Regions from separate parts of the Homo sapiens genome. Here regions 1 and 3 are each linked to region 2. A link is a contact called in ENCODE Hi-C or POLR2A ChIA-PET data. All regions are on one chromosome and are shown on one strand. Each heading gives the region's core, a stretch centred on a gene start or an enhancer-like site at or near the end of the contact. The rest is flanking DNA. Distances are from core to core; before and after follow the strand shown.

Region 1 (3,647 bases), core at 103-2,602, 330 kb before region 2:
TAAATGCAAAATGACATTGTGCCAATGGCCAGTGTGAATACGTCTAGGTAAATTTAAGTTTCACTTTCTTTTCCACTGCTGTCATGTACCTTTTCGTACCAGCACTTCCACACTGCTACTGTGCTTTAACAGTTGTCTTTCAGAAATCTAAAAAATCAGGATAAGCAACCAACATACCCACACCTTATACATACTAACAACTAACAGTAATAAATCAAAACTGAAATGGCTCCCCACAATCACTAAGCCACTTATTGCAGCAGAAAAAGACACTTTTGCTCTGGCATGTAGCTTTTGCTTATTTCTATAGAGAAGTCCACAAACTGAAAATGTGTAAGCAAAGAAAAGCATTTTACTGGCTCAATCATGTCTTTGATTCTCTGTCATCTTTCCTGCTCCTCTTCCTCTCCCCTGTGTACTTATATACTCTTCTGCATCAAGGTGATTCTTGAGAATACATTTTCTGATACCTGATCCAGAGGGAGCACCTGTAGATATCAAAGATTCTTATAATCTTTGATTACAAAGCCCAGGTATCTTACAATTTTTTCAGTAACAGACAAGACTGAAGATCTAAATCAATGATTCCATTTTTAATTAGTAAATTGGGGTGGTCAAGTTCTCACGGTCTACAAGCAAAACAGAACTAAAACTAGAATTCTTGTTTCCTAAATCAGGACTCTCTCTAAAACTGTAATATACAGCTGGGCCTCTAAAATCCACCAAAGTCCTTTCTGCTATAACAGTTTATAACACAGATTAAGTAAACGCATATGTAAAAAATTTTTAAAATCTCCATCTCTAGGTTCAGCTTCTGAGCTCCAAATCCAGTCACTAAACTATAAGACAAGTCTACATCAGTGCCCCTTGAAGTCAGTGTGTAAAAAACATGTCCAAAACTAAATGCATCATCTAATTCCTCAAATACGGTCTTAGATGGAAAAAAAATATGGGCACTCGGATTAGAAAAAAGGCTTCTGTTCTAACCTAACAAATTGAAAGGTCCTCAGTAAATTTAAAACTTGTTTAAATTTACCCATCCTTAATTATCTATTATAGTCAGGAAGCACTCTGCTGTATTAATAGTTCTCAAACATGTTTTTTTCAAAGTGTCAGTCTTTATAAAGTAACAAGGAAAAACATAAGTGAAACTACTTCTTCATCACACAGACATAAGCGGTCAACTTATTTGCACAGTTTTCAGAGGGCATCCAGGCAGACATCTACCAGATAATAAAAAAATCTTAGGCTGGCTCAGATGTCTCTTAATTGGGTGAGGACCATATTCTTATTCTCCAAGGAGACATGCCACAGGAATACTTAGCAACAAGGTTCCTAACCTGTCATCCCCAAAATAAGCTTTGGAGTTAAAGTAAAATAGTAACACAAAGCAGTTCAGAGAACAGGCTCTGGAGTCAGACCGATTGGGTGCCAATCTTCTGCAGTGTGACAGAAGACTGGACAAGTTACTTGCTTGGTGTCTCAGTCCCCTCTTTCCATAAAATAGGTGTCAGTCTCAAGTCTCTTCCTTCTGTAAAACGGGTAAAGTAATACCAAAACCTAGAGCTGTTGTGTAGATGCAAAAATGCATGTGCAGAATACTTGGCACATAACATGCACTGAATTAACATTAGCTTCTTTAGCGCTGTAAGTATATGCAAGAAATATGTAACAGGTGCATGCTAGGTAACTAATAATTCCTTAAGGGTCATTTCTGTACTCCCTGGAAGTCTCTATTACCATAGCTATTTGCTAGACTCCAGAAAAAGAACATTATAGCCCATTGTCAACAAAACTGTAATTCTATTCCAGTGCTTCAAGGTTTGGCGTCTTTTTAACAAATCCTGCTGCTTCAAGGCGAGGACTTCACTCTGGCAAGCTTCCCTAACACAGAGTCCCATTATGCCTCATTCCAAACAAAATGACTTCACTGATGGTAAACACAAAACCCTCAGCCACACTACTAGCTACTACAACCACTTCAAATGGCTACTTGTTTAATTTATTATAGAAGATTTCAGGTACTAAAAAAAATATGATAGTCAAAATTGATCACTGATTGAATGTAAATTTAAGATTCCTTCAGAAAGGTTTTTAGACACAAGGATATTAAACCCACGAATTCATAAATATATTTTTAGAAAATCATTGCTCTTTTTTTTTTTTTTTTTTGAGTGGGAGTCTCACTGTCGCCCAGGCTGGAGTGCAGTGGCGCCATCTCGGCTCATTGCAAGCTCCGCCTCCCGGGTTCACGCCATTCTCCTGCCTCAGCCTCCTGAGTAGCTGGGACTACAGGCGCCCGCCACCACGCCCGGCTAATTTTTTGTATTTTTTAGTAGAGACGGGCTTTCACCGTGTTAGCCAGGATGGTCTCGATCTCCTGACCTTGTGATCCACCCGCCTCGGCCTCCCAAAATGCTGGGATTACAGGCGTGAGCCACAGCACCCGGCCGAAAATCACTGCTCTCCTTTTAAGTTACTATGGTACCAACTGTTTATGGTGAAAATTAATAAATAGTCCGGTGCCGTGGCTCACGCCTGTATCCCAGCACTTTGGGAGGCCGAGGCGGGTAGATTACCTGAGGTCAGGAGTTCGAGACCAGCCTGACCAACATGGTGAAACCCCGTCCCTACCAAAAACACAAAAAAAAAATTAGCTGGGCATGGTGGTGAGTGCCTGTAATCCCAGCTACTTGGGAGACTGAGGCAGGAGAATTGCTTGAACCCAGGAGGCAGAAGCTGTGGTAAGCCGAGGCACGCCACTATACTCTAGCCTGGGCAACAGAGCAAGACTCTGTCTCAAAAAAAAAAAAAAAAAAAAGAAAGAAAATTAATAAAGAGAATCAATCAAACAAAAAGGTTTTAGATCAGACAATTCTGGGATAAAGAAGGTGAAATATACCAGCTTAAAGCAATGACGTGGTTGAATGACTTCTCTAATGAAGTATGTAATTCAGACTGTGTCTGTTTATGTACATATGGCATGTTTGTAGGTTGGCAGTATCTAAAAAACTGGAATGCTACAGTAACTCTAGACACCAAGTAACTGAACAGAAAGAACTTTCACAAGATGTGGTAACCTAATAAAAGGGCTCTTTTCAGTATATACAGATAGTCATGGTAAGAAATGCAATATTCGGAAAAACCATTGAAAAAATATAACAGAAATGAAAGAAAACAGAGTAAGAAAGTGAGAGAAAAGAAGTGAAGTTATACCAAGTAGAAATGAGAAGCAAGCAATAAACCCATAATCTGTAATGACTGAATTCCTGTGTGATTGACCATAGTTTGGTCTTTTAAAAAATCTGTTTTCTATTATAACATGGTAGAAGGCTCTATATTAGCTCCCAGCAGAAATGAAGTCAGTGGTATGAAGATAAACTGCACACAGTCTTCCAAAGTTTGCCCATTCTCAATCTAAAAGTGTGAAATCACAGGATATTAGAGCTGAAAAAGATCTAAGGATTACCTAGGACAACATATTCACTGAAAAGAAAAAAGAATTTAGGCCTAGAGCATTCTGATGTGTCCAAGGACACACAGCCAGTTAGTGGCAAAGAAAGCAAGAAAAGCCCAGATTTCCTACTGGTACCTTTATATCTATATTAACAGAACTTCATTAATATTTTTTCCTTAGCAGAATATCT
Region 2 (3,731 bases), core at 1,148-3,647:
CCTCCTACTCTCCACCCTCAAGTAGGCCTCAGTGTCTACTGTTCCCTTATTTGTGTCCATGGGTACTCAGTGTTTATAATTCCACCTGTAAGTGAAAACATGTGGTATTTGATTTTCTGTTCCTGCATTAATTCATTTTGGATAATGGCCTCCAGCTCTACCTGTGTTGCTGCAAAGGACATGGTCTCATTCTTTTTTGTGGCTGTGTAGTATTCCATGGTGTACCACATTTTCTTTATCCAGTCCACCGATGGGCATCTAGGTTACTTCCATGTCTTTTTATTGTGAATAGTGCTGCGATGAACATACACGTGCATGTGTCCTTTTTTTTTTTGAGGCAGTTTGTTGCCCAGGCTGGAGTGCAGTGGCATGATCTTGGCTCACTGCAACCTGTCTCCCAGGCTCAATTGATCCTCGCACCTCAGCATCCCAAGTAGCTGGGACTACAGGCACTCGCCACTATGCCCAGCTAGTGTGTGTGTGTGTGTGTGTGTGTGTGTGTGTGTGTGTGTGTTTGCCATGTTGCCCCGGCTGGTCTCCAACTCCTGAGCTCAGGGTGATCCGCCTGCCTCAGCCGCCCAAAGTGCTGGGATTACAGGCGTGAGTCACTGCACCTGGCTGTGCATGTGTCTTTACGGTAGAACAATTTATATTCTTTTGGGTATATACCCAGCAATGGGATTGCTGTGGACCCCCAATTTTAATGACAGTACTTTCCCTATTTTAAAGGACTCCTATGATGCTTTAAAATCATGTGTGAAACGTAGGAGATTGAAAGAAAAAAAAAGACTCCTATGATTCTTTCATGTCCAACCAACTTAGGCTAGAAAGAAGGAAAATCAAATAGGCAGGCACTGTGGCTCACACCTGTAATCCCAGCACTTTGGAAGGCCGAGGTGGGCAGATCACCTGAGGTCGGGAGTTTGAGACCAGCCTGACCAACATGGAGAAACCCCGTCTCTACTAAAAATACTAAATTAGCCAGGTGTGGTGGTGCATGCCTGTCATCCCTGCTACTTGGGAGGCTGAGGCAGGAGAATCGCTTGAACCTGGGAGGCGGAGGTTACAGGGAGCTGAGATAGCGCCATTGCATTCCAGCCTCGGCAACAAGAACAAAACATCGTCTCAAAAAAAGGAAAATAAAAAAGGGCAGCCCAGTTCTGATTACAGCCGACTAAATGCAGTTACTCATCAATTACTTTATAGTCTCAGAAATATGCACCCATTAAGATTCAGCACATGTATAAATAAACTTATGTACCTAATGTTTACACACACCTTACTACTAACCCTACACTGAATGTATGGTTTATTCTTGCCACTGTTGTATCTTTCTAGACTCACACATTACCATCAATATGCTGCCTTTTATTTGTTGTAGAGAGTATCCCAGAGTTGGAAGATCCTGAATTTGAAGCCTGTTTCTCCCATTATTATATGGCTTTCAGGAAGGGGAACCATCTGAAGAGAAAGGGTAGGTAGACTCAGAAGACCAGTGGCCTTATAAAACCGTAATTCCGGCCAGGTGTGGTGGCTCACGCCTGTAATCCCAGCACTTTCGGAGGTTGACGCGGGGGCGGATCACGAGGTCAAGAGATCAAGACCATCCTGGCCAACATGGTGAAAGCCTGTCTCTACTAAAAATACAAAATTAGCCGGGTGTGGTGGCGCATGCCTGTAATCCCAGCCACTCGGGAGGCTGAGGCAGGAGAATCCTTTGAACTCAGGAGGCGGAGGTTGCAGTGAGCCCAGATAGCGCCACTGCACTGCAGCCTGGGCGACAAGAGCGATACTCCATCTCAAAACCAACCAACCAAACAAAAACAAAGATTGTAAATGTTTGTTTGGTTTGCCCTGGAAAGAGAAGGCTTCTACTTAGAGTCTGAATCAAGGAGGAAAAGGAAAGAAAACAAGTTCATCTTTCATCAAAAGTCTACTTTGCATCGGACACTTAAATTCCTAAATGGGGAGAAATGCAAAAAACTCTGACTCTTCAGAGTCATAACTAACATTATCTTGCGCCACAAGCTTATCAAGAGTGCAATACAAGTCAGTGTCTTCTCTTTTCTACTTAAAAGAAAATTCTCGTTTTTATTTATTACTTTATTGCAAGGAGAAGCAGACAATAAGTAGGAGTCTTATGAGGCGTTCTGATGCATAGGAGCAATGGTGAATGAGGGTGGTGACTCACCACCCCATGGGACTCCAAGGTTTTGGTGACAGCTCGCCTGAGCCCCAGGGGGTGCCGAGATTGCGGCGAGGAGAGCCGCAGCACAAGGCAAATCCACGCGGTTGGTCCCCGCTACGCCCCCGTAGTCACCCGCAGCCCCTCGCCAAAGGGCGCTCCGCGCATGCGCACAGGATCCGGCTCGGGAGGCGGACCCTGGCTGCCATCTTGCAGTGCGCGGGAACCGCCGCCGCCGCCGCTGGCCAAAAAGCGGAGCCCAGGGGAAGCGTGTCCTGCTCAGACCGCCTTCCTTCTCCATTGCCACCCGTGCCGAACAGCCAGGCTGCCCAATTGCAACTGTAGACCAATGAACTAATCCATCGCCCGCAGCCCGACTCTCAGCAGCGGTTCGTCCCGGTGCCCACCCCCGCGAAGCGGAGCGCCCGGGCACCTAGCCTCCCTGCCGGCCACCTAGCCTCCCTGCCGGCCACGATGCCGAACGTGCTGCTGCCGCCCAAGGAGAGCAACCTCTTCAAACGCATCTTGGTGAGTGGCCGTAGGCCGCGCTGCCGCCCCCCGGTCCCCGGGTCCTCGGGCCTTAAGGGCAAGCGGTCTGGCGGCGGCCGGCGCGGGCCAGGCTTGGCCTCCGCTGCCCACCGCTCTTTGTTTACCTCGGAGGTCGCGGGACCCCACTTTCCCGCTCCGGCCGGCCCACGGGGGCTGCCGAGCCGCTCCTCCGTGCGCTTCCTTTCCGCGGTCTTCTGCGGCTCGCCTCACCCCCGCCGCGCTCTTTCCAGAAACTTCACGCCGCTCTCCGCAGTGCCCGGGCACAGCCGCCTCGGCCGGTAGTGGCTGCCGTGCTCTCTGCCGCGCCGGGCTCGCAGCAGCCCCTCAGGGATCCTCCCCCGGTGGTTTATTTTGCCAGTCTCTCCTCGGCTAGGTGTTTTGCGTTCTGCATTCTCTGCTTTGCGTTTAGTTAGATTGCACAGCACACCCGCATACCTATTAAAGCGGGATCGATGCGATGGTGGAATTTTTCCTGGTTACGAGGAAATAAAACCGGCAACTTTAGGAAGCCAGGCCTGGCACCACCTCCCTTTGGGAAAAAGTTTGCCTGTTTGTAATGTACCTTATTTACCTCTTTGGAAGTGAATATTTGACTTGAAGTGCGTTTCTGAGTTGTCACCAACTTCAAAACAGCTGTTTGCTTTTTAGTCGCACAGGCCTTGCTTGAGTAATTAAAGCCGCGTGGACTGGCTGGTTTTGCATTTGAGGGGAGCATTTTTACTTTATCGCGGAGCAGAAGCCTGAATAATGGCCCCGTAGTGATGACCGCTGCGGAGCCGGGTGGGCAGTTTTCTGTGGGCTGTGTGCCAGCGTCCCTGGTAGCTTTCCAGGTTCTGTTCTTCCAAGGAGAAGAGGCAGCATTCCTTTGCTTTCCTCAGTATCCTCTGGCTACCCTAGGTTTTAAACTAATATTGTTAGTAGGTAACTGTCTTTTCTAGTTTATCTTTTCACCTGAAAAAAAGCTTTTATTTGCTAAACATGCATTTAGGTTTAAAGG
Region 3 (3,558 bases), core at 1,057-3,556, 380 kb before region 2:
AAACATGAAAAAATGAGTAAGTGAAAGTTACTTCTGGATATGGGGTATTGGATTACAGAGATTTTAATTTTCATAAGAAAATTTTTCTATGTTTTCCAAGTTTAACTACTAACTGACCTAGTTTCTAACTAGAAAACTTGTTTTCAAAAGAGTGCTTAGGTGGGGCATGGTGGCTTACGCCTGTAATCCCAGCACTCTGGGAGGCCGAAGCGAGTGGATCACCAGAGATCAGGAGTTCAAGACCAGCCTGGCCAACATGGTGAAACCCTGTCTCTACTAAAAATACAAAAAATTAGCTGGATGTGGTGGTGGGCACCTGTAATCCCAGCTACTTGAGAGGCTGAGGCAGGAGAATAGCTTGAACCTGGGAGGTGGAGGTTGCAGTGAGCCAAGGTCACGCCACTTTACTGCAGCCTGGGTGACAGAGCTAAGACTCTGTCTCAAAAACAAAACAAAACAAAAGTGTGTTTAATATTATTGCTGGGAATATTTTATTGTTGTCTAATTTTTACAACTTGGTAATCCATTGTGTGATGTTTAGAAATTGCCATTTGGCCTGCTAGAAAGGAAAAGTGAAAGGATGATATTCTGCAATTCTGACTAATGAAATTTATTTATAAACATTAAGTAATGCTGATGTTCTAGTAATATTCTCTGCACACTTATTCTTTAAGAAACTTTTGCCTGAAAACAGACACTGAGAATTTTTATATGATTTATTTAATAATAAACCAATTAAAGATACAAAAATGTTTAGAGGATTCCAAAATTTAAATTTTTGTTTAAATACAAATTCACTCTGTAATATGAAAACATAGCATTAGACCTCTAAACATAATGATTTTTTTCATCTACAAAAATTTCTGTTATACTAGAAAATTTGCAGAAGACATTTTTTTCTTGTGACATTAAATGTACATTATTTACAGTTGAAAAAGTAATCTAAAAACATTTCATTTCAGAAAGTTGGATATATATGTTATCTTTGTATGCAACCCCCCCCAAGTCCGCCCCCAGTAAAAAATGATCCAAAATATAAAGCAATTATGCTTTTATAACTGACTACTCAGCCAGATTAGCCCAAGGCTCAAGTTGCTTTCTTGGCCCTTAAGAAAGAGTCTTGACTCTCTCAAAATAGCAGTATTCTGTTTAGCACTTAGCAACACAAGTTTACTAATGGACCGCAAAGCACAGTGGCCTAAAGAGTTAGTAAACAAATTATTTAGGAAGAATTTATGGCAGATCTTACCCATAACAGATGAATAAATTTTGTTGGGTCACTTATTTCTCTGCAACATTTTAGCTATTCTTACATTAGGAAATAACCTGATAATGATTTAATTGACATAACTTGAAAATATAGGTATTAGAATTAAAAAAATTAGAACTAGAAGAGAAAGTGGTGATCATCTAGTCTAATCCAATACATCTCTTCCTTTTATGAGAGGAACTAAAGCCCAAAGAGGTCAAGATTACATAGCTAGTTAGTGGGAGTGCCATTCTTAGGCTGATGCTTTTATACTATCCTGCTTCTGAAACAGGGTCAGCCATACCACCAGCACCTCCAATTTTTCATGTTATTCTACATATTCATAGTTCTATATTATATAGTGCAGTCAACTAAAGTCAATCTAAGTGACACCATAATTTTAACAAAGCATAAAATAGGTTTTTTGCATTTGAAAGAGTCAAGACTTAACTTACACAAGTGGAATGAAAATAGTTCCTATATAAATTTCCTGTTGCCTTCTATTTAAGTTCTGTATTTACAAAAGAATCAGAAAATCTAATACAATGTAAAATTAGAAAAGAAACTTTAAAAATGCTTATGATATAGCAACTGAAATAAAAATCTCAAAAGAATGTCTTCATAGTGTAAAATGCCTGTTCCTTCACGATTGAATTCTGAAACATTTAGATAACAAAGAGAAACAGTTGAGTTTTCCTCCCTCATCTAACAAAGTCAAAATTAACTCTATTTTTAACAATTACAAAATTAGAAACCTCCTTAGAATTTATCTTAGAATCAGTCAGTCTGCATATAATTGAAAATGTTCAATTAACAAACAATTATTCATAAGCTTTGGTATATTAACTAAAAAGAGTTGGGTTCCAGCAGTTCGTTTTGTTTCATAGCTACCTGAGAAGTAAATCCATTGGAACTGGACACTACCATCACATAAGGCTGTGGCTGCTGCTCCGTTTTCTCAGTGTTCTCTTTCAAATGATCTTCAGATTCCTTTTTCTCTACTTCCTGTGTAAGAGTTTTTGTTTCTTGAGTTTTGATAACTGAAGTGATTACAGTGCCAGGTGGGTGAGCAACCAGCTGTGAACTGCGAGGAGAAAAGGTCACCACAGGTGCAGTAGCACTGAAGGATGGAGAGGAAGCCACACTGACGGTTCCATTGCAAATGGTCTGAACATTGCTAGTAAGGACCTGCTGAACCTGGGCAGGGCCCAAGACAATTGAAGGAGGAGAGCCCGCCTTTTGTGACTGCAGCATGACATTTTCTTTCAGTACTGTCATGGGCTGTGATGATGGAATGGCTTGTAAAATAAACTTCTGAGATCCAGTACCTGCTGATGGATCTGTGCTGGCTATAACTGTTGTGAGTGGCACTGTTTGGAGTGTTACTGTATGCAACTGCTGATTCCTAGGAGACACAACCACTGGAACTTGGGTTGGAGCCTGTATAGTCCTATTGAGATGATGAAATTAAAGTGAGACAATTAGCATATTCTACATCATTTAAAACTTTAACACTTGACAAGTCATTTTACAAAATACCAGTTATGTGTTTCAAAATGCTGCTTCCCATATTTTCAACAGAGCATGACCAATATCATGCCAGACTTTGTATTAAACACTACATACAGAGATGCCTAACACAAAACTCTCAGGCCATTAACTATGATACCATCTGCTGAGTGCTATGGAAGAAAGGTCTGTACATAGGGCCACATTAACACAAATGAGGAGCTAATTTTGTTGGGGAAGGAGGAGGATGTTAAAATGCTTAGCAAGAAGTTTGCATGAGCTTCTTAAAATTAGGAATTTAAAAGCAAATCTGTTTGATTCATTCCTGCTTTTTTTTTTTTTTTTTTTTTTTTAGATGGAGTTTCACTCTTGTTGCTCAGGCTGGAGTACAGTGGCGTGATCTTGGCTCACTGTAGCTTCTGCCTCCTGGGTTCAAGCCATTCTCCTGTCAGCCTCCCGAGTAGCTGGGATTATAGTCACGTGCCACCACGCCCGGCTAATTTTTGTAGTTTTAATTGAGATGGGGTTTTCTATGTTGGTCAGGCTGGTCTCAAAGTCCTGACCTCAGGTGATCCACCCGCCTCGGCCTCCCAAAGTGCTGGGATTATAGGCATGAGCCACTGTGCCCGGCCTGCTATTTTAATATTTGAGAGATAATGTTACCAACATGCTCATCCACAATAATTACCAAAATTCATATAATTGTATTCAACCTGTTTTTACATATAAAGGGAGAAGTGCTTAATTAACCTAAACAAAAAACCTACCTCAGTCTTAACCATATGACAGAATTCTTAGAA

The links. Hi-C counts contacts between places; a loop is a spot of excess contacts on that map. ChIA-PET counts read pairs that join two places held with the same protein, here RNA polymerase II (POLR2A). Pooled maps may share reads with other maps.
Region 1: a loop to region 2 is called in a map of CD8-positive, alpha-beta T cell, with 3 times the contacts of the local background. The contact joins the enhancer-like site here to the promoter of NAA16 in region 2. A Hi-C loop is called at or near these places in 4 of 168 maps with a recorded cell type or tissue (CD8-positive, alpha-beta T cell, OCI-LY7 and naive thymus-derived CD4-positive, alpha-beta T cell), 4 of 37 single-sample maps with no recorded cell type and 14 of 50 pooled maps.
Region 3: a pooled map shows a loop between it and region 2 (2.1-fold over the local background). The contact joins the enhancer-like site here to the promoter of NAA16 in region 2. A Hi-C loop is called at or near these places in 2 of 168 maps with a recorded cell type or tissue (CD8-positive, alpha-beta T cell and naive thymus-derived CD4-positive, alpha-beta T cell), 1 of 37 single-sample maps with no recorded cell type and 12 of 50 pooled maps. POLR2A ChIA-PET finds 5 or more read pairs at or near these places in 1 of 52 experiments (T-cell).

What each region holds. Positions count from the first base shown.
Region 1 is chr13:40,984,784-40,988,430 of GRCh38, forward strand. The region is part of intron 1 of ELF1 (E74 like ETS transcription factor 1); the gene reads right to left. Among named protein-coding and RNA genes, the nearest start is that of ELF1, 33 kb to the right of the region's middle. RefSeq lists an enhancer at 99-378. Within about 2 kb of position 1,353, at least 4 of the 41 ENCODE cell types and tissues checked have a DNase peak (open chromatin) inside an H3K27ac peak, as active enhancers do; they include CD8-positive, alpha-beta T cell, where a contact is called at or near this core.
Region 2 is chr13:41,308,870-41,312,600 of GRCh38, forward strand. NAA16 (N-alpha-acetyltransferase 16, NatA auxiliary subunit) reads left to right here and starts at 2,398. Exons shown (of 20, transcript NM_024561.5): 1 at 2,398-2,713. The coding sequence starts at 2,660. It also overlaps a transcript of MTRF1 not described here.
Region 3 is chr13:40,931,330-40,934,887 of GRCh38, forward strand. ELF1 (E74 like ETS transcription factor 1) reads right to left here. Exons shown (of 9, transcript NM_172373.4): 9 at 595-2,699. The coding sequence ends at 2,096. Among named protein-coding and RNA genes, the nearest start is that of ELF1, 86 kb to the right of the region's middle. Within about 2 kb of position 2,307, at least 3 of the 41 ENCODE cell types and tissues checked have a DNase peak (open chromatin) inside an H3K27ac peak, as active enhancers do.